Linked DNA regions of Homo sapiens: all the other regions are linked to region 1. Evidence: chromatin loops called from intact Hi-C (ENCODE). Cell type or tissue: PC-9. All regions are shown on one strand.

Evidence for each region. Hi-C counts contacts between places; a loop is a spot of excess contacts. Peaks named below come from ENCODE experiments on the same cell type or tissue, not always from the same donor. Only the 100,000 strongest peaks of a DNase experiment are listed, where the experiment ranks them.
Region 2: a loop joins it to region 1, with 9 times the contacts of the local background. A loop is called at or near these places in 2 of 110 quality-filtered maps.
Region 3: a loop joins it to region 1, with 9 times the contacts of the local background. A loop is called at or near these places in 2 of 110 quality-filtered maps.
Region 4: a loop joins it to region 1, with 6 times the contacts of the local background. A loop is called at or near these places in 3 of 110 quality-filtered maps.

The regions. Positions count from the first base shown.
Region 1 is chr17:71,630,817-71,635,816 of GRCh38, forward strand. No RefSeq gene overlaps it. Among named protein-coding and RNA genes, the nearest start is that of ROCR, 390 kb to the right of the region's middle. In PC-9, no CTCF peak of the experiment used is centred here; DNase peaks (open chromatin) are centred at 835, 1,745 and 2,835; H3K27ac peaks cover 2,536 bases.
Region 2 is chr17:71,973,614-71,978,613 of GRCh38, forward strand. No RefSeq gene overlaps it. Among named protein-coding and RNA genes, the nearest start is that of ROCR, 50 kb to the right of the region's middle. In PC-9, no CTCF peak of the experiment used is centred here; DNase peaks (open chromatin) are centred at 668 and 2,548; H3K4me3 peaks cover 940 bases; H3K27ac peaks cover 1,700 bases.
Region 3 is chr17:71,934,639-71,939,638 of GRCh38, forward strand. No RefSeq gene overlaps it. Among named protein-coding and RNA genes, the nearest start is that of ROCR, 89 kb to the right of the region's middle. In PC-9, no CTCF peak of the experiment used is centred here; a DNase peak (open chromatin) is centred at 2,533; H3K27ac peaks cover 1,515 bases.
Region 4 is chr17:71,421,894-71,426,893 of GRCh38, forward strand. No RefSeq gene overlaps it. Among named protein-coding and RNA genes, the nearest start is that of CASC17, 220 kb to the left of the region's middle. In PC-9, a CTCF peak has its summit at 2,283; a DNase peak (open chromatin) is centred at 2,418; H3K4me3 peaks cover 794 bases; H3K27ac peaks cover 3,754 bases.

The DNA of each region.
Region 1 (5,000 bases):
CAGCCATGGTACTCCTAGATATTTGACCAAAATAAATGCAAACACATATCTACAAAAAGAGTAGTACATGAATGTTTGTGAATGTTCATAGCACCTTTATTTGCCATAGCCCAAATGAGAGAAAACCCAAATGTCCATCCACAGGTGACTGGATAAATAAATGTGGCATATCCATGAAATGAAATTACGATAAGCAATGAAAAGAATATACTACTTTTATGCAACAACATGGATGAATCACAACAACACTGGCTTTACACAAGAGAGTATAAACTCTAAGATTATAATTACATGAAACTGCAAAAAATTCAAATCTAATCAGTGGTTGCCTGTGGTCAGAGGTTGAAGAATTGAAATTGACTACAAAGGGGCACAATTTTGGGGCTGATAAATGTTCTATATTTAGGTTGTGGAGGTGATTACACAGAGTTATATTTTCAAAATTTCTCAAAGTATATGCTCAAAATGGGTGCAGTTTATGTAACTTATACATATTTAACTTATGCCCCAGTTGATAATTTCTTATCTTCTCCCAATACCAAAATACATACCCATCCACAAACTCTGCCTACACCACCCCTATCCATATGCTGTGTCTGTGGACTCTTTTCTTGGGTGAGTTCCTTCCCAAGTGGTGCCTAAACAATTTAAGCAAATAGGACCCTGGGTACTGAGGTACTTTGTAAGCCCTGTCTGTATGTTTGGCCATATGAGTTTAGATATTATTCAATTTTACTCCCTCTGGAATTTGCAGCTATTCAAATCTACACAGTAATGAATGACTAAAAGCTAGTGGCAAAAGACAAGTATTTAAAGAATGACAGAAACAGGAAGAAATGCGTATCTGGGGAAAGTCATTAACTGTCTTTCCTGTGATGAGTGACTTCCAGAGGGCAAGAACAAATATGTTCTACATCAAAGTATCCCTGTATACTTTTGAAGGAAGTTATTTCTGTCTGCTCAAAGATTTTATGAAATGCTATACTTGGTGATAAGTTACCACTCTTCCACCCCCTCACTGGCATAGAATTACAACACAAGAGAATAACAATTAAATATTATTTGAGCTGTGGTTTAGAATGCATATATTTAGGACTTTAACAGAAATGACATTGGGTGGCATTTGCTGAAGAGCGGTATGACATGAAAATCAAATCCTTGAGAAAATAAATGACCACTCTACCAGAATGCTTAAGGTCAAGTCTATGGAGAACATTGTACCATCTTACAACTATTTTGATCTTCAGTATTTTTCTTTTTTGAGAAACATTTCTCTGATTTCCTTTTATTTAGACTTGTAGTTGAAGCAGCAGGCAAAAATAGCAGGCCCATAAAAGATCTTTTCTCCATTGATGTATATACGTTTCTTGATCATTTCTATAAACTCAGAAAGTCACATGGATATTCCAAAAATGGTGTCATATGAAAAAGTCATTTCCATCATAGTTTGTGATATTTTTCTGTATGTGCAGTTCATGTATTATATTCACTATGGTGTCATTTCATAGAATGAGGCTCTCTGGGTAGCAGGAGAAAACGCTAGGCAAATAGGGAAAACATCTGAGATTAAAAGTTTTCCAGGAAATATGTCATAAGGCAACACTAAGTATATGAATCATTGAAAGAGAACTATCTGGAGATCTCTGGGGACAAAAACTTCTAAGAATCATAAAAATGTGTTATCATGATTCCTGCTGGTAACTTGAGCCAACTTCAAAGCTTTCTTTCGGGGATTATGCCAAGAGTACCCATTATCAGAAAGGAGTAATTAGAGTGAATTATTATTATGTCCAACCTGCCTTAGATGGAGTACAGCTGCTGAGTCACACTATAAAAATGAAATTGGAGCATTCACCTGCTTATGTAGTTTGTTTGAATTGTATATCTGGTTTTCAAAGCCTGAACAGTGACACCAGAAAAATAAAAAGTCATCACAGAGTTTAGCAGACATCAGATTTGAATGCCCTCTTCTTATGTATTGCAACAAGGCAATATAATTTTCTGGACATTTTTAACACTTTAAAGATTAATTAGTTTTCATGGGGTGTTATTTAAACATAGAAATTTTATTCTATCATAAAAATAACCATTGTTCCCAGATGTGTCTGTTTAACTGTATTTATAGTGCTTGCAGTTGCAGTTCCTGGAGCCTCACTATCTGCTGCAACTGCTTCATAAAGGAAAATTTAGACAGAAGGTCACAATATAATAAAATCCTTTCTCATTCACTTCTGCAATGAACTTGAAAGGAACAGGTGCATGGTCTGGGAGGAAGACTGATTGATGATTGATTATCCAAAAGATTGCTTCTTTTTTTTTTCTTATTTTTCTTCTTTTCCTTTCCCACTCAGTAGGTTCCCCAAAATATCATGAGAAAGCAGTTTAATACAAACAGATACATCTTACTCTAGTTAAAAAAACAATTATGAAGAAGTAGAATGACATAGACAACTGATAAAAGAAGATGTAACTCATTTTTTCCCTCATTTTTGATGCATACACATCTGGGAATTTCATACACAAAGTTAAGGAAGTAAACAGATGTCTGCTGTTGATCGCCATCTCTGGTGAACTTTCAGAGCCCAGCAGTAATTTGCCCCGTGGCTCTCTCCTTATCAGAAGGGCATTATAAACTCTCACCTGGGAGTGAGCACCGCAGCCTGCCCAAGCAACATTCATCTGGCATCAATCCTGGTCATAAAACAAGCCCATGAGTAATATAACAGCCCAGGTGTCTACAATTTCCGACTTCCAAACCATCTGAAAGCATGCAACAACTTTCAAATCACGGTTTCCCTATCTCTATTTAAGGACAGTGAAGAGAACTCTAAGAATTGTAACCTAGTCCCAGACATACTTTGGTTGAGTGTAACACTCTTGCTCATTTCCCATCAAGACAGCAAATACTGTGAGTGATCAAAAAGGAATGACATACTCCAGGAGTGTAAAAGCAACTGGACCAATATCAGCAATGCAGGTTGCATAACCAGCAAATGCCTGATCTTGAAAAGATTGTCTTGACTTGCCAATGTGTTCTTCATTCAACAGCTAGGAGAGTATGTTGGTGGTACCCAGACCAAGAAGCCTCGAACATCTGAAGTGGTTTACACTGCTAAAGACAAGACAGCAGTTGTGATCAAAAACATTTCTAGCTGAATATATATTTTTGTCCTGGGTTTGAAGACACAAAAATAATGTATAGACCCTAAAGTTTATACTTATTTTAAAAATTAGGGAAAGAGAACTAGATAGAGGTGATGGTTGCAAAATGTTGCGAATGTACTAAATGCCACTCAATTGTACACTTTAAAATGATTAATTTTATGTTGTGTGAATTCCATCTTAATAAAAAAGAATTTTAAATGGTGAGAAAACATTTACATAAGGAATTAAGGCCAAAACACTCTGGGAACAATTCCTAAATAATTCTTTCATTCCACAAACTTTTTTTGCACACTTATAAGCAAAGTAAATACTAAGTAAAGCAATACTAAGGTATGGGACTTAGAAAATTAAGACACTATAAAGCAAAGTAAATACTAAGTAAAGCAATACTAAGGAATGGGACTTAGAAAATTAAGACCCTTATATTCTCATCCTTCAAAATCCCCAGAGGATTTAAAGCCAGGATACCTAGTCTTTTGTTGTTGTTGTTTTTGTTGTTATTCTAATAAAGACTTCTGGGAAAGAAAATCTTTTCTCGGTCTTATCAAGCTAAGGTTCTAGGGTTAGACAGCCTGGCTTCCATCTGTGCAAGTCTAAGCATGCTGGTTAACCTCAACAAGTCTCACTTTTCCCATGAAAAAAGGAAGACAATAAAGAGATCAAACCTCAGAAGGATGTTTTGAGGATTTAGATAACACAGGTAAAGCATGTAGTATAATACTAGCATTAAATTGATATTAAGCTTGATTGTTGACATTATTATGTAGCTTTATCATTTATGTCAATATAATGTTTAAAATTGTTTTTGCTTCCTTTATTTTTCAGCACATTTCCATGATTGTACAGTATATCTTAATGATAATGAAATCAGCAGCTCTGAATCAAATTAATTTTTAAAAGATTCTAAACGTGGTGTATCTTACTGGTATAGTAACCATGATACTGGTATAGGACCGTGATACCATAGATTCAACTAACTAGTTAAGAGCTCAATAATCAGTTAATTCTTTTCTTTTCCTTCAAGTCTCCCCATTCCTAACTGTTGCAAAAAAAAAAAAAAAAAAAAAAAAAAAAACCAAAACAGAGGAAACTCTGTTACCTCCTAAGATAGGCTTGCTGTCTTGTAAAATAGCATTCAAGCTAGTGAAAGTTTTGGGGGAGAATAAGAGTGAAATAAATACATCTACTTCTACTTGCAGTTTATTCTTTTTCTTTTTTTGTGAAAAATTAACTTTATTATTTTATTGAGGAATAATTTACGTGTAACAAAACGTCCCATTTTAAATGTACAGTTGGTGAGTTGCAACAAATATATACTCATATATAACCACCACTACAATCAAGATAGCAAACATTTCTATCACCCCCCAAGATTACCCTTGTGCCTCTTTGCAATCAACCCCACCCCGTCCTTTGCGTCAGGCAACTATTTATCTGCTTTATGACATTTACGTTAGTACAGTGTCATCTACAACACAGCATTTGCAAATTATGACCCACAAGTTTTTTTAGTAAAGGTCTAAAGATAAAAATATTTTTTACATGTTTAAATGATTTTTCAAGAAGAATATTTTATGATAGATAAAATGCTTATGAAATTAAAATCTCCGTGTTCACAAATAAGGTTTGATTGTTACAGTCACACTCCTTCCTTATATATTGATTGTGGCTGTTTTTGAGCTGCAGTGACAGAGTTAAGCGGTTGAAACAAAGACAATATGGCCTGAAAAGCTGAAAATACTTACTATTCGGTCTTCTTACAGAAAATTGAATTAAACAGTGTACGATCTTTTCAATCTGGCTTCTTCGCTCACTGTAAGCTTTTGAAATTCATC
Region 2 (5,000 bases), 340 kb after region 1:
ATTTTGTGTATAGGTTTGGTTCTCATTTCCAAGATCTCATTATATGTATGCAAATAGCCCAAAAATCTGAAAACAATCTGAGATCCAAAACACTTCTGGTCCCAAGCAATTCAGATAAGGGATGCTCGATCTGTACCTAGGCTGTCCCAGCCTCAAGGCCTGTGCACTTGTCATCCCTTTGCCTGGAATATTCTGTCTCGGAGCTTCTCATGGCTGGCTCTCTCTCATCACAGAGAGCTCATCTTGGAGGCCACCTGCTTAGAAAAGCCTTCCCTGGCCATCACGCCTAATGTACTGCCACCTCCTTCACTGTTTTCATCATTTTCCAAAAAGGTATTATTTTCACACTTGTTCATCTGCTTAATGTTAGTTTCTCCAATTATAAGGTCCACAAAAACTATTGTCTCCTACCCCCTTTGTTCAGCACTGACTCCCAATGCACCGACTAATGCCTGGTGTGCACAGGTGCTAAATAGCAACAAAAGGAGCAATAGGAATAATCATCTTTGATTGGATGAATAAATGTAAGCACATACAATGCATAAGTCATTTAACCTCCCTCGACCTCATTCATAAATAAGACTTTGACCCAGGTCTTATCTTTAAGATCCTTTCCAATCTTATAATGCCAGTTATATAACAGCCCGATAGAATCTGAGAGACCCACAGGAATGTTGCTGCTCAACATGCACATTCATATCTCAAGCCAAGAGAAGAAAGGTCCCGTGTATTAGACCTTTTAAAAAAAGTCTATCAGGTCAAGATAACTGATCTAATTTGAGCAAAGAATGGTTTAACTTACACACATTTCCTTGCACTTCACATTAATCCTTTAAGCTGCAGCTAGACCACACGCTTCAAAGGTAAAGCCAGGGAACACGATGATCCCATAGGTGCAGCATTGTTGACCCAGCCACCATTTTGGACTGCTGGGTGAGTTCCATTTGGCTTTGACTTTTCTTATGTGTTTAGAGTGTACATGGAGCTTCCTAAACCGTAGAAGTCATCTCATTGATCCAAGAATCACTAAGACCTTTATCAATAATCTTAGTCCAATCTTTTGTTAAGGCATTGAAACTGATTGAGGTCAGCCATTCACTTCTTTCTGCAGCCATGATTAATCTAGTGCCCACTACGGCCCAGGTCTTGAGCTGAGGAGGTGAGAATTCCACTCTTCTTCTCAAGCTCCAACATGTTTAATACTCCCTCCCTTTTAAACTCTGCTGAGCATAGGATCATCTGGTGTTCCACCACCCTACTCACTTATGCTTTGGCCAAGAGATTCAAATGCCTAGAGAGGCAGTTTGAAATTTCAAAGGTCACAGTTATTTGGCGGAAGTCTCACTCTGCCTCATCGACTGTGGTCCTGTGTTGTCTCTTTTCCCGTTTCCAACTCTATGCCATTTCACTTTATTACAGAAGTATCTTTCCTTTCCCCCACATAGTTGCAGCGTAAGATCCCCCCTTCTCTTCCCTTTCCCCTAATTCCAAAGCACAGATCCAGAACCCCCTCCTAGGCAGGTTAATGCCCCATTTGGTGTTATAGGATCTTTACGAGGCTGAGAAATGGAAGCCAGCAGCCTAGCAGCTCTGCCGGAGAGCAGGAAGCCACAATGCAGGGAAAGAGGCAGAAGGAGTCTGGGAGGCGAAGTCTGCCTTTTTTGATGACTGATGTAAGGGCTTCGTACTTGAACTTTTAGTTTTATAGTTCTATAAAAGGCAGCTGACAAAAGAGAACCCGTTTTGGGAGGGTCCAGCTGGCCGGACTGAGCTGGGTGGGGCGGTCCCAACACATGAAAGCCAGGGCTGATTTTCATCCATGATGTCAGAGAGGCGATGGGATTCCCACTGAGCCAGAGGATAGGAGAGCAGACAGTTCCAGCCCGGGCCCTGCCAATGCCGGCAACAGTTTCAATCCTGGCTTCCTGGCTCTTCTGCAAGATCCTTTTCCTCCTCGGAGACTCTTTGCAGTGTTTGGAAGGGAAGCTCTCTCGCTCAGCCTGCGGGTGTCTGCTGAGGCAGGAGAGCCGCTGGCCTCCCTCCTTGGCTTCCTGGCTCCCCTATACCTCTGCTTGGCTCGGCTCTCTATTTCCTTTCGTTTCAGTGGAGGATGCAGGGAGACTGACAGGGCTGGCTGTGCAGGGGCCCACAGCGTTTTACAGACTTATAGTCCTGAGCTCTTGCATTGCAGCCCCCCACTTCTGGATTTGGTGGGGGACAACCTCTGCTCCCTTCTCTGACTCAGACTCAGACCCTGGACTCCACAACTGGAGAAGCTGCTCAACATACGAAAAGTGGTTGGGGTGGATGGTTGTTTTCAATTAAATCTAATCTGAAGAAACATGGGGGGCTTTTTGGTTGGTGTGTGTGTGTGTGTGTGTGTGTGTGTTTGTTTTTTGTTTTTTTTTTTTTTTTTTTTTTTTTTTTTTGGTCGTTTTTCTTTTTGCTTATTCACATCAAACTATTGCGCTGGCCCAAGCCTGCAGTTTCATGCGGACAAAGCAGGTCTCTCTCCAAGCCCTGGGGGCTGGGGGTGAAGCAACTGCTACTCACTCAGCTCTGACTCAGAGGAGGTTCCTTTTTCCTGGCCAGAAGCAGCGCTGCCCAGTTCCAGGGAGAGGCTGGGAGGAGCAATGGAAGGGAGCCCAGAAGGGCAGTTGCAGAGGGTGCCGAGCGCTGGTTTCCTGATTCACGAAGGTTTCAGAAGCCGAGTGGCTCTGGCCAGCAGGCAGGTCCCACGACGCGCCTAATCTGCATGATCAGCTCCTTCTTTTGGAGACTGACCAGATTTACCCCCATGAGCCCTGGTAGCAAGGCCAGGAGAACAGGGTTAGAGCAAAATCCCAGGGTAACGCTGCTGAATGGCCTAAAGTACTGAGGCCATCCATCATCAAAAAATGATCGTGCTATACTATTTAAATTTGCTTTGGTGTTTTCTTGGTGTTTCTTTGGGCTGTCTAGCAACACATCATTCCTGCACTCATTCCTTCATCAAAACGCCAAATGTTATTTTCTGGACCTACTATGCACGTGCTAGTTACTACTGAACAATGGAGAGGCATTTGGTAAGTGAGCCTGAAATAACTTAGTGCCTTATTGATGAACTAATTCCCAGAAACCAGGGCTTTTTTTTTTTCTTTTTTTTTTAAACAAAGGCCATAAGGTATGTGTTTTCCTCTGTACCAAGTGGGGCTGGGCATTGGGGGTGGCCCTCTGACCCCCATGACCTACCTTTGGTGGTACACATGGTTCCCTCAAGACTGTCCCCTTCTTTCTAATAGGAAGGGTCCAGATTGGAGATAAAGTTCAAGATCTCCCAAGGAGAATGGAAATGGAGCTTCCTCTGCCAGAGCAATGAGGAGAGAGTGTACAACTTTCCACATTCTACTTCCTCCCTTCTCTTCTTTTTGCTTTCCTTTGTTCATTTTTTATTCATTAAATATTCACTGAGTGGCAATTGATAGCCTCCTTACTATGCAGCATTGCTATAAATTAAATATGTAAATCAAATATGTATAGTAAAAAAAGAAATCTAACAAAGCAACCTATAAGCTTGGTAAGAAATAAGTGGAGTGTGGCCAGGCGCGGTGGCTCACGCCTGTAATCCCAGCACTTTGGGAGGCAGAGGCAGGCAGATCACGAGGTCAGGAGATCGAGACCATCCTGGCTAACATGGTGAAACCCTATCTCCACTAAAAATACAAAAAATTAGCTGGGCATGGCAGCGGGTGCCTGTAGTCCCAGCTACTCGGAAGGCTGAGGCAGGAGAATGGCGTGAATCTGGAAGGTGGAGCTTGCAGTGAACCGAGATCGCACCACTGCACTCCAGCCTGGGCGACAGAGCGAGACTCCATCTCAAAAAATATAAAATAAAATAAAATAAAATAAGTGGGGTGTATTAGGAGTGTTGCATAGCATGTGAGAGCAGACACAGACCTCGCTTCTGACTATCTTAGTGAGGTCACAGAAAATGCTTGATTAAACAACATGCTTTTTAAGGCCCTTTTTCATTATCTCATTTACCATTCCAATGGTCAGAGAGAACAGGACCAGAGGGGTTATGCCCATTATAAAGATGAATAAACTGTGTGGTTTGCAGTTAAGTAACTTGCCTTTTTGTAGCCAAATATGTAGTTCCTGGCAGAAAAAGAACTTTAGGACTTAGAGTAACTAACAGAGGACTGCAGCAGCTGTACCAGACTGGGTAAATATTGGTGCATCAAAGGATGTATATTTTTCTTCCTTTTTTCTTAATACTTTGGGTAGAGATAAAACTTAAAAGAGCATGCTAGTTGATCCATGTTCTAATATTGCCTGCTTTAGAAGCCAGGGAGATGGTAGCATGAGAAGGACTTGGCCCACCATTGTTGGCTTTGAAGATGGAGAAGGGGCCAGCAGCTAAGGAACGCAGGCAGCCTCTAGAAGTTGAAAAGGCAAGGAAATGAATTCTTCCCAGGGAATCCAGAAAGAAACACAGCCCTGCCAATATCTTGATTTCAGCTCACGGAGACCCATTTCAGTTCTGACTTCCAGAACTGTAAGATAATACATTCAGGTTGTTTTAGGCCATTAACTTTGTGTTCATCTGTTACAGCATCTATTTGAAACTAATATAGAAGGATAAATTTCAGTCTGGATAACCCTGGCTGAATTCCCACTGGTCACCCACAAGCATATGTATGGATAATTGCCTGTACACATGAGTTACAAAACAAGATGGCTATGAGGGCTTTGAGAATTTCCCAGTCTAGCTAATTCTCTGAAGCCACTTACAGGATATTCCTATGCCAGGGACAATCAGCATTAGTGAATCTGTCTCCTCGCTGCCTCCTCACTGCCTGCCTCCATTGTTTTTAACAGTGGTTTGCCACTGAGGTCAACACCAGGTTCAGGGGCCCGGCTGTAGAGCACATAGACAGGGTAACAGCTGTGCTGCACAAGACACCTCATGGCTCGCATTTGTTGGCAAAATGCAGCTTCAACAAGTCACAACCTGTAAA
Region 3 (5,000 bases), 300 kb after region 1:
AAGCAAGCAAGGCAGGATAAACTTTGGGCCTGTTCAGCAAACTCACCACAAAGAAACAGGATAATGAGTCACCTGTCATGGCAGGGTAGTCAGACAGCCTTCCTGGAAGAGGTAAATCTTAAAGGACAGGTAAGGCTGGGGAAGAAAGAATGGGGGAAACAGGAATTATAGGTAGAGTAGTATGTTTTTCAAGAGCAAAACTGAGCTCCTGAGCAAAAGTCACAGGAAAATTCGGCTCAATCCCCACACAACCAAAAGACGTTGACCTTCCTGTATTGATAGATCAAAGAGAGAAAAATTAACTCAAAGAACTACACATTTTCCTTGCACATATTTTCATATATCCGCAAAGACTCCAATGTCCTTTCAGGAAAATGGTAACCATTGGGGCCTGTGTGCTGTCTTCGTTTTTCCTTTTTCTTCCCACTTATCCATTCCTAAAGTCACAAATCTATGACTCAGATGAAAATGGCATAGCAGCAAAGGGAGGTGTTGAGGAGTGGGAGAGAGAAAAAGAGGTAAAGGCAATTAGTCTTTGGATCCTGTTCCTTGGTGATTTCTGCCATGACACCAAATTGCAAAGATGCAAAAACCCTCTCATTAACAGCCTGGTGACGGATATGAGAAAGGTCACCCAACTGAAGCTACTGGAGGCTCCTTGTCTCTATGAATCCCAGGCAAACCAGTAAGGCCCGGCTAACAGATATTTTCAGAACATTCATTCACTTCAAAATCAGATCAGTGAAAGGTTGAGAATATTCTCTGGGAAATCTGGTCTGCCTTTAAGCAGAGGGTTCTAAATGCAGTCATTGACGCAGTGATTAAGGAGAATAATTATCTCTTCCCTTTATTCTGCCACAGAGAATTGCTAGAGGCCAAGAACCGATTAGTGCTGGCTAACAAATCCTACTCTACCCCTCCTACATCTCCCTGCACCCAATGTCTCCCAAATGAAAATGGACAAAATATTTTTCAGCTGAACTAATTCATGAAGCTATAAAACTAGCAGCCTTACTTGCCATTCACCATTTGGGATTTAAAAACTCAAGAATAGGAGATTAGACAGTGTCTTGGCTTTATATGCTGTTACTACAATTAAATAAACAGCCCCCTGTGTGAATTAATCGCCTTGGTGCAGGCTAAAATAGTGCAAGAATCTAGGCGAGATTTTGAAAAATGTTTAGACTGATTTAGATCGACTAGGAATTGCTAATGGTTTTTATAGCTAATACTTTCAACTCCCTCCATCCAAAGCAAACACGCACACACACACACATCCCTCAGGAAAGCAATGGTTGAGTCTCAGTTGTGTAAACTTGGTCTTGCAAAATGAAATTTTTTATCTCTTGCACCTAAACATCCCAACATGGCTCTGGAGACACAAAGACTGAAATGAGGATGATAGTCTTTTTTCAAAATTGAAGGCATATGTTTTATAACCCACCTGGTGTTCATTTTATCATGAGATCTTCTACCCCAGCCTTCAAGTGATTGTCAAGTAGTTATTGAAATAAAACATCAATGTGATAAAATGACTACAATTTACATGAAGACAGTCAGAGAATCTTATTCCTGAGAAAATCTCCAGCCTAAAACCGAGAGGTTCAAAATATAAACTCCAAGTGCTTTTAAAGACTCCCTTAAGAAAGTGGAGAGATGGAATTAAAGAATAGCAGTGTGTGTGTGTGTGTGTGTGTGTGTGTGTGTGTGTGTGTGTGAAGCCTATCATACTAATTTTTTAAAAAATTTTTTTCCCAGCTTCATTAAGATATAGTTGACAAGTAAAAATTGTCAATATTTATGGTGTCCTATATGATTGTTTTGATAGATGCACACATTGTGAAATGATTAAGTCACACTAATTAACATGTCCATCACCTCAATATCATTTTGTGTGTGTGTGTGGTGGTGACACTTAAGATCTACTCTCCTAGCAATTTTCAAGTATACAATATAACAACAGCATAGTTGCTAGAAAGGGGTCCCAATTCAGACTCCAAGAGAGGGTCCTTGGATCTCAGGGAGAGTCCACAGAGTAAAGCAAAAGCAAGTTTATTAGGAAAGTTAAGGAATAAAAGAATGGCTAAGCCATAGGCAGAGCAGCACTGTGGGCTGCTGGTTGGCTATATTTATAGTTATTTCTTGATTATACGCTAAACAAGGGGTGGATTATTCATGAGTTTTCTGGGAAAGAAGCAGGCAATTCTCAGAACTGAGGGGAACCCCACCACCACCTGTGGCCTTTTTAGACCATATAGGGTAACTTCCAGATATTGCCATGGCATTGGTAAACTGTCATGGCACTAGTGGGAGTGTCTGTTAGCAAACTAATGCATTATAATTACTGTATAATGAGCAACAAGGACAACCAGAGGTTGCTTTCCTTGACATCTTGGATTTGGTGGGTTTTGGCTGGCTTCTTTACTGCATCCTGTTTTATCAGCAGGGTTTTTGTGACCTGGATCTTGTGTTGACCTCCTATTTCATCCTCTGACTAAGAATGCCTAATCCGCTGGGAATGCAGCCCAACAGGTCTCAGCCTCATTCTACCCAGTCCCTGTTCAAGATGGAACCTCAAACAGGAACCCCTGTTCACTCTGGTTCCAACGCCTCTAACATAGTCACCATGTCATACAGTAGACTCCTAGAATTTATTCATCCTGTCTAACTTGACCTTTGTACCCTTTGACCAACATATCTGCATTCCCACCATATCATGTTAATTTGTTTTCATTAAAAAATAAAATGAGAGAAAAATTATACCCAATCCTTATCGGAAAAAAGATACAGACGTGCTGCCTCTGCAGAGGTGGCCTGATGATCCCAGCAAAGAGAATAGTGGTGCTGAATTCAATTAGCTTAACTCTTGCAAGAAAAGAATGGAAAGCCGTATATACCACAAGCAGTGCATGTGATAGTCCTGGGGATTATCGAGGGAAAAGAACGAAAAATGAACAAGTTCAGCAGGAACTGTGATAGCCTGGGGTAATGAAGGAGAGTGGGACGCACTTGATGAAAGCCCCAAACACAGCAGCAGGTGGAGAAGTTGTTGACTTTATTTAGCATTAATTGCAGGAAAGCGTCTATAAAATGTGGTCAAAAATTATTAAACCCCTGATGTTATGCCAACATTATGCCATCCCCTGTTCCAAGGCAGGTGTATTATTCCTGGTCCCAAGGATTAAAGTAAATCATGGCTTTTCCATGTATTCTGAATATTGCATTTCATTATTTTTTACTGCCCTGTTTCTCTAGGTTTTTGTGGCTTAATAGGCTCTGCTATTTATAAACTCATCACGGGTTCCATGTTGGGGGAGGGAATGTCAGAAAAAGAATGTCCGTTCAACATTCCCTCTCCACCCTTAAATCTCTATGTGAACATACTCTATATACATTTCTGGAAACCACTCAAGTCAAACATATTTACAGTGATGGCCACAGACACATCTCTCTCCTCCCACTGGATCTGGGACACTTGCTTAGATTTAAGAGACTGATTTCAAGATACTCACTTGTGGTTATCTGAAGAAACCCAGATTTGCATACTTGATGCCCAAAACTTTGTTCTAGAAGCCACAAAACTATGCTAATCATTTCAAACAAAAGGGGAGCTTGAGTTTACCCACAAATCCAAAATGAATCCAAGCATACTTTTTGTCTGTGACAGGGTCTTGCTCTGCCACCCAGACAAACTTTTAAAATCTCAATTAAAAATTAAAACATTCAAGTAGCATTTTGCAGAAGACTCTCAGTATTACCCAAATATTCCTGAAGGCCCCAAAATGATGAGATTCTACAGATAGACTGAGAAAATAAAACAATGAAAAGCATGCCCGAGTCATCTTGCGAAGCCGCTGTGCACACTGACCAGCCCAACCATTGGCCAACACCACCCAGGACCCAAGAGTCATACCAGGCAGAAAACAGCAGCCTCACTTCCTTATGTGTCCTGATTGGGGAGGTGGCCAAAATACTGTAACTGCAAGCCCCTTCTCACTCCCACTCCCTATTCTCCCTGTTTTCTGTATCTTTTTATCTTTAGTTCTCAGAAAACAAACGTACAGGCAGTCAAAGAATAACCTGAAAATGTTTCTTTGCCTCCTAAGATGCAGAGCAGCAGGCGGAGAAATAGAGAACGAGCAGCACTCTAGTGACAGCACAGCCCGGAAGTGGAGCTGGACGTGCATGCCAGTGGCACTTGTTCAAATGCCAGTCGTAGTGCAGAGGGTGGAGGAAGAGAACTCAAGCTTGCAATCATGCTTTCTCAGTATTCCCAGATTTTTTTTTTTCCTTTGTTACCTCCCTCCCAAGAAAACCTTGTAGATTTGTTTCCCCTCATTGCCTACCTCCCCATGAAATGTCATGCCACAGAAAAATGGTTATATATGTTTTTACACTCATTCACAAAGAACCAAATTTTGTCCGCTTGGTAGTATTTATCCCCCCTCTTGAGAATGCATGTGCCAGCCCCTTAGTCCCTGGGAGTCAGGTTATGTGTCTACAATGAATTTGTTCATCCTCCGTAAAGCAGGGTTTCTCAACCTTTGTACCATTGACATTTGGGACAGACAATTCTCTGTTGTAGGTGCCGTCCTGTGCGATGGAGGGTTTTCGGCAGCATCCCTGGCCTCTAGGTGCCGGTAGCACTTCTATCCCCCATTCTCCTATGTAACAACCAAAAATGTCTCCAGACCCTGCCAAATGTCCCTCAACAGGGCAGAATGGCCCCAGCTGACAACTGCTTCTCTACAGGTTAGGAATATAGCAGTGAATAAGACAGGCAAAGTTTCCACCTAAAGTTTTGCTACTCAACAGTTGCTTGGTCTTAATACCTCTTAACAGCTCTTGGTTGCTTTACCTCTCCAAGAAAAAAAAAAATTAAATAATACCCAAGGTCCTCTCCAACTTTGTCATCCTTTGTGATCTCTTTGTGTGTTTTTAATTAAATATAATTGTTTAGAATGGCTTTTTTCCCCTAAAGGTTTGAACCCAAATCACAT
Region 4 (5,000 bases), 210 kb before region 1:
TCCAGAGAACAAGAGATAAAAGTTATTGATTCATTATGATCCTGTACAGCTCCATATCAAAACCAAATGAGGATAATAAAATAAACTAAAAGTATAAATTATCTTTTATGAAATAATGTGAAGATCTAAAAAAATTACCAAACTTAATCCACATTAAACTATAAACACTTAATAGGATTTATACTAGGAATACAAGTGTAGAACCTTTTTAAAAACATGAAATTGGTGGCAACACCCTGGTGTGAACCAAAGAGAAGTTCCTTAATGTGAACAAATAGAACTTACGGATAAAATATTCAATAATAACAATAATAATACATAGTATATAGTTGTTCTTTAAAAAGTGACATTTGTGTGTGAGTGGCAACAAAAATATTAAAAGAAAAGAAACAACAACAACAAAAGAAGCCACACACAAACACACATGTGGGGAGGGTAGCTTCACCTTCGGGTATTGGCAAGGCCTCCTGTGATAAGTGTTCACAACGACAATGACAACAACAACAATAACAATTGCCTCTTCTGTGAAGATATACACACACACTCTCTCACAAAAAAATTTACATACACATGAACAAATTCATCAAAGGGACAGTTTTGAGAGTCCAGGACAGATTCATAAATATAATGAAACATATAGCAAAAGTGGCCTTACAAATTAGTGATTACAAATTAGTAAGGATGAGTTACTGAATGAAGTTTACTGGGACAATTTGCCTATCAATATTGAAAAAACTCAATAAAGTCAAGCAACTCAATAAAGAATAGGCAAAATATTATAAGTAATTCACAAAAGAAGAAAGCTGAATGGCCAATAAGTATAAGAGAAGGCCAGGCACGGCGGCTCATGCCTGTAATCCCAGCACTTTGGCAGGCCGAGGCGGGCAGATCACGAGGTCAGGAGATCGAGACCATCCTGGCTAACATGGTGAAACCCTGTCTCTACTAAAAATACAAAAAATTAGCCGGGCGTGGTAGCAGGCGCCTGTAGTCCCAGCTACCGGGGAGGCTGAGACAGGAGAATGGCGTGAACCTGGAAGGCGGAGCTTGCAGTGAGCTGAGACCGCGCCACTGCACTCCAGCCTGGGTGACAGAGCAAGACTCCACCTCAAAAAAAAAAAAAAAAAAAAAAAAAAAAACACAGAAAATGCTCACATACTCTAATAATTAGAAAGATACAAAATAGCACAAGATATCACTTCACACTTCTTAGACTGAAAAATAAAATAAAAGGTCTAGTAATACTTATTACTGGAGATGATATGAGGGAAATCACAGCACTCACACACCATTTTGAGGGGAAAATTAGTGCATTAACTAAAAGAACAATTTGCTCTTTTCCCTCCAGGAATCCTCTCTCAAATGTCTTTTGACTTAACTCCTCAGGAATCATCTTCTAAGACGTTCTCACTCATCTCCCAGATGATATTTGCATTATAAAGTCCACCTGCAACTTTTGTGCATTTTAACCTCTACCTTCAGCCAGGATGGACATCAAAATGATTTTAAAATCACCACGAAATTTCATAATCCATGAAAGGATACTCATTTCCTTACATTCTATTGCATTAACTGTTTTGCAATTTTGTGGAAATCTATTTCAGACTTAAGCATACATCCAAGGATCAGTTATTGCACATAAAGCACAGACCACCTCAGTGGCAAACTCACTTTGGCTGGCAACGAAAGCAGATATGTAAAATGCTGCCTTCTCCATAGGAATAAGGGAATGAGCGGGAATCCCCCAAATCCTCTGCGCACATAAGGTTCACTTGGTGCGGCTCTTTAACTTCTATTTTATAACTAACCCACGTGGAAAGATTTTTTCCACATTGAAATCAAGATGGGCGGGATTGGTTTTGTTTTAACTAGTTTTCCTTCATATGTGAGATTTCTAGCATATAGCCTGAGAAGTCGGGGGCAATGAAATGCATATAGTGTAGAAAAGGGATATAAAAATTTCTTGTTTTAAATTTTTTTCCCATGTCTGTAAACACTCCATTTCACCTGGCAGAAAAGTTGTTCATGACCGAAGGCTCCTAGGCAAAACAGGTTTGGACCCAAAGGAAATAAAGAGAACTCTTGTCTTTCCTGTCATGCAGAGTGATTTTATATGCACTAACCCAGTGACTGAGAAGAGGAAGATTCTGTCCCTAAGGTGGCCTGTCCCGGCTGGGGCAGGTGCAACTTGCAGGGTAAATCCCAGAGGACCCAGCTATGGCCTTCATTCTCAGCAGACACTGCTTTTGCAATCACTTTTTATCTGTGAATCCTTGCTGGAGAAATAAGAACAGTCTACAGCTTCCTGTGTGATTTGCCACTTCTCCTTGTGGACGACAGTCATGTCTGCAATATGCGCTGATTTTATCAGGAGATGTATTTAAAGGCTAGTGGTTAATGCTGTATTAACATGTGATGGGGTAAAGGAAATAGGGTGCAATTTTTCTGCCTTAGTCACTCTCCCAGGCATAAGATAGAGTAACACAGGTGTGTCTGATCTCCCCAGGGGGTTGATTATCTCACAATAACCACATCCTCTGTAATTCGCTTACTACTATTTTTTTTTCCCAGGATCAGATACAAAGAAGTGATTTAGGTGATTGGATTGACTGACAAAAAACTGTCAGCCAGTCTGCACCATGACATTTTAAAGGATAATATCTACTTTCTGCAGGTTCAGCCACCAATAGGCTAGTGTCAGTGTCAGCAAATTAAAGGCTTCCTGGACCAACTGGGCTTCTGCAAAAACGTTTATGTTTACATTTCCAATGCCCTTTTCATAGGCAATTCAAAACCTAAAACCTAAAAGTTTTCACTACTCTTAAGAGAAATAAAGGGCAGGGAGTTGGCATCAATCCCCACCTGAGAAACACACTATTGTTTGCCAGTGCTTTATGATGGATTTGAGGGAGGTCAGCTGCTATTCCTAGATTAATCTAGCGAATCAAATGCAGTAACGATTTCTCTCTTACATTCTGACTGAGACAGAGAAAACCTAAGTCCAGAAGGTTGTAATCAAGAGATAAGTGACTTAGGGGATAATTTCATATCTGACTCTCAGATACAGTGATTGTCAATATTTCAATTTCATTGAATTCAATTTAAGAGATCACAATAATGTTTATCTCATTTGGACTGAGCACTTTTGGAAGTCTATTCATTAGTATAATGCTCAATAGTCTTTTGGAAAACAAAATTAAATAGAGAATTATGGAGAAATGAGTACTAATTTAGCTAAAGATTGGTTTCCATCTGATGTAAGAGGGTGACATGAATGAACTTCTGGTTACAGTCATCCTTAAATGCAAAAGGGTGAAGTTGTATAATGCTTCCTTGTTCTTTTAGGTGGATACAAAGTACCTTACATTTTAAATAAACTGTTGTCTTCTATATAAATGCTCTATTTTTCTTTTGATTTAATGGTCCCTAATCATTGAGTTCTTGTTTTCATCTTTAAAACTTAAGGGTCTATGAATGTTTTGGAGACATATTCTGTAATAAACTTTAAGAGTCAAGGATGCATTGGTGAAGCAAAATCTCTGCTCACATCAATTCAATATCTTATTCTAGTCAGTCAAGTGTTAGCCTTGGGTTCAAGGTAGGTTGCTGCCTTAGCAGTGGGTACCAGGGCTTTTACGATGGCAATTCTGTGCAACACCAAAATGTCATGACTGCAAACTCATTTCCTGGGCACTTTCATGGACAAATATATAATAACATGGTACACTGGCACACTGAAGCAAAGCTTTGCAACAAGCCAACCAAGCACTGGTGAAATCAACTAAGTTGAAGCAATTGGAATGATGCAACAAGGGATGATCAGAACCATTTTATATTACATTTATTCTAATCTCATTAGATTTTCTAATGGGTTCGTGTTCAGCTGTTCTCTAAGAAGATCCTTGCATTCTCCATTTTTCTCATATCCATGTAGAAGTTTTCATTCAGATTTCTACATAGAGTAAGAGGCCAATAAATACTTGTTAATGGACTTCAACATTCTCCCTTTTCCTCAAAACTCAAAGTTTTGTTTTTGCCCTGATGAGAAAGAATAACAATAGCAACAGCAATAAATGTTAAAGATGGATAAAAATAAGAATGAAGCCTCTCTTCTGGTTCAAAATTCAGCCAAAAAACATACTGGACAAAAAAGCAACCTGACTAGGAAATAACGTGAAAAGCTTTAAGAGAAAACGGGTCCTTGCAGGTAGCAATTAAACACACACACACACACACACACACACACACACACACACACACACACAGAGGACATATTTCTCTTTGTATTCACAGGTTAAAAAGATGCAACTGAAATAGGGGTAATATTTAAGTTGAACTAACTGTTTTGTATCTAAACTTGATGGGTAGGTGTCAGTACTGTTTATGGTGAAAGAAACAGAAAGGTATACATTCATTTTACTACATGAACAGGACTGCTAAATATGGAGAACATATTTTTGCAATGAATATAAACAATTTTACAGTTTATCTTTCTAATTTCCCAGCAAGTCCAGATTATTGATGGTAAAAGGACTCAATGCAAATACATATTAAGTTTTCATTTATTTTTCCTTCAATATACCTGAACACCTGAATGAAACATTTCATGAATGGAAAGTTAATCTACCCAAGCTTGGATACCTGAAACATTAAGAAACTGGACGCTTTTTTGGATTTAGTCAACCACACAGGAGTATTGTGCAAAAGGTTAGGATAGGGACTCAATCTCAAAGCTCAGAGCTTGATCCCTCATTGAAAAAATCAAGGTGCTTTGCTTTTTTATTTTTTTTCTTTTTCATTTGAATGGGTTCAAATCTTCGGCTTACTCAATTTTCACCCAGGGCTTAATGCACTGGGTAACCCTCAGGACATAAAACTTTCAAAGTGAAATGATTCTTTCTGCTGACAGATGTTCTTAATGACATGTGAAATGAGGCTTCATATAAGTTCTGGTCCTCAGAAATGCATTTGGATGTGGCTGGACTTGTACACAGCCCAAC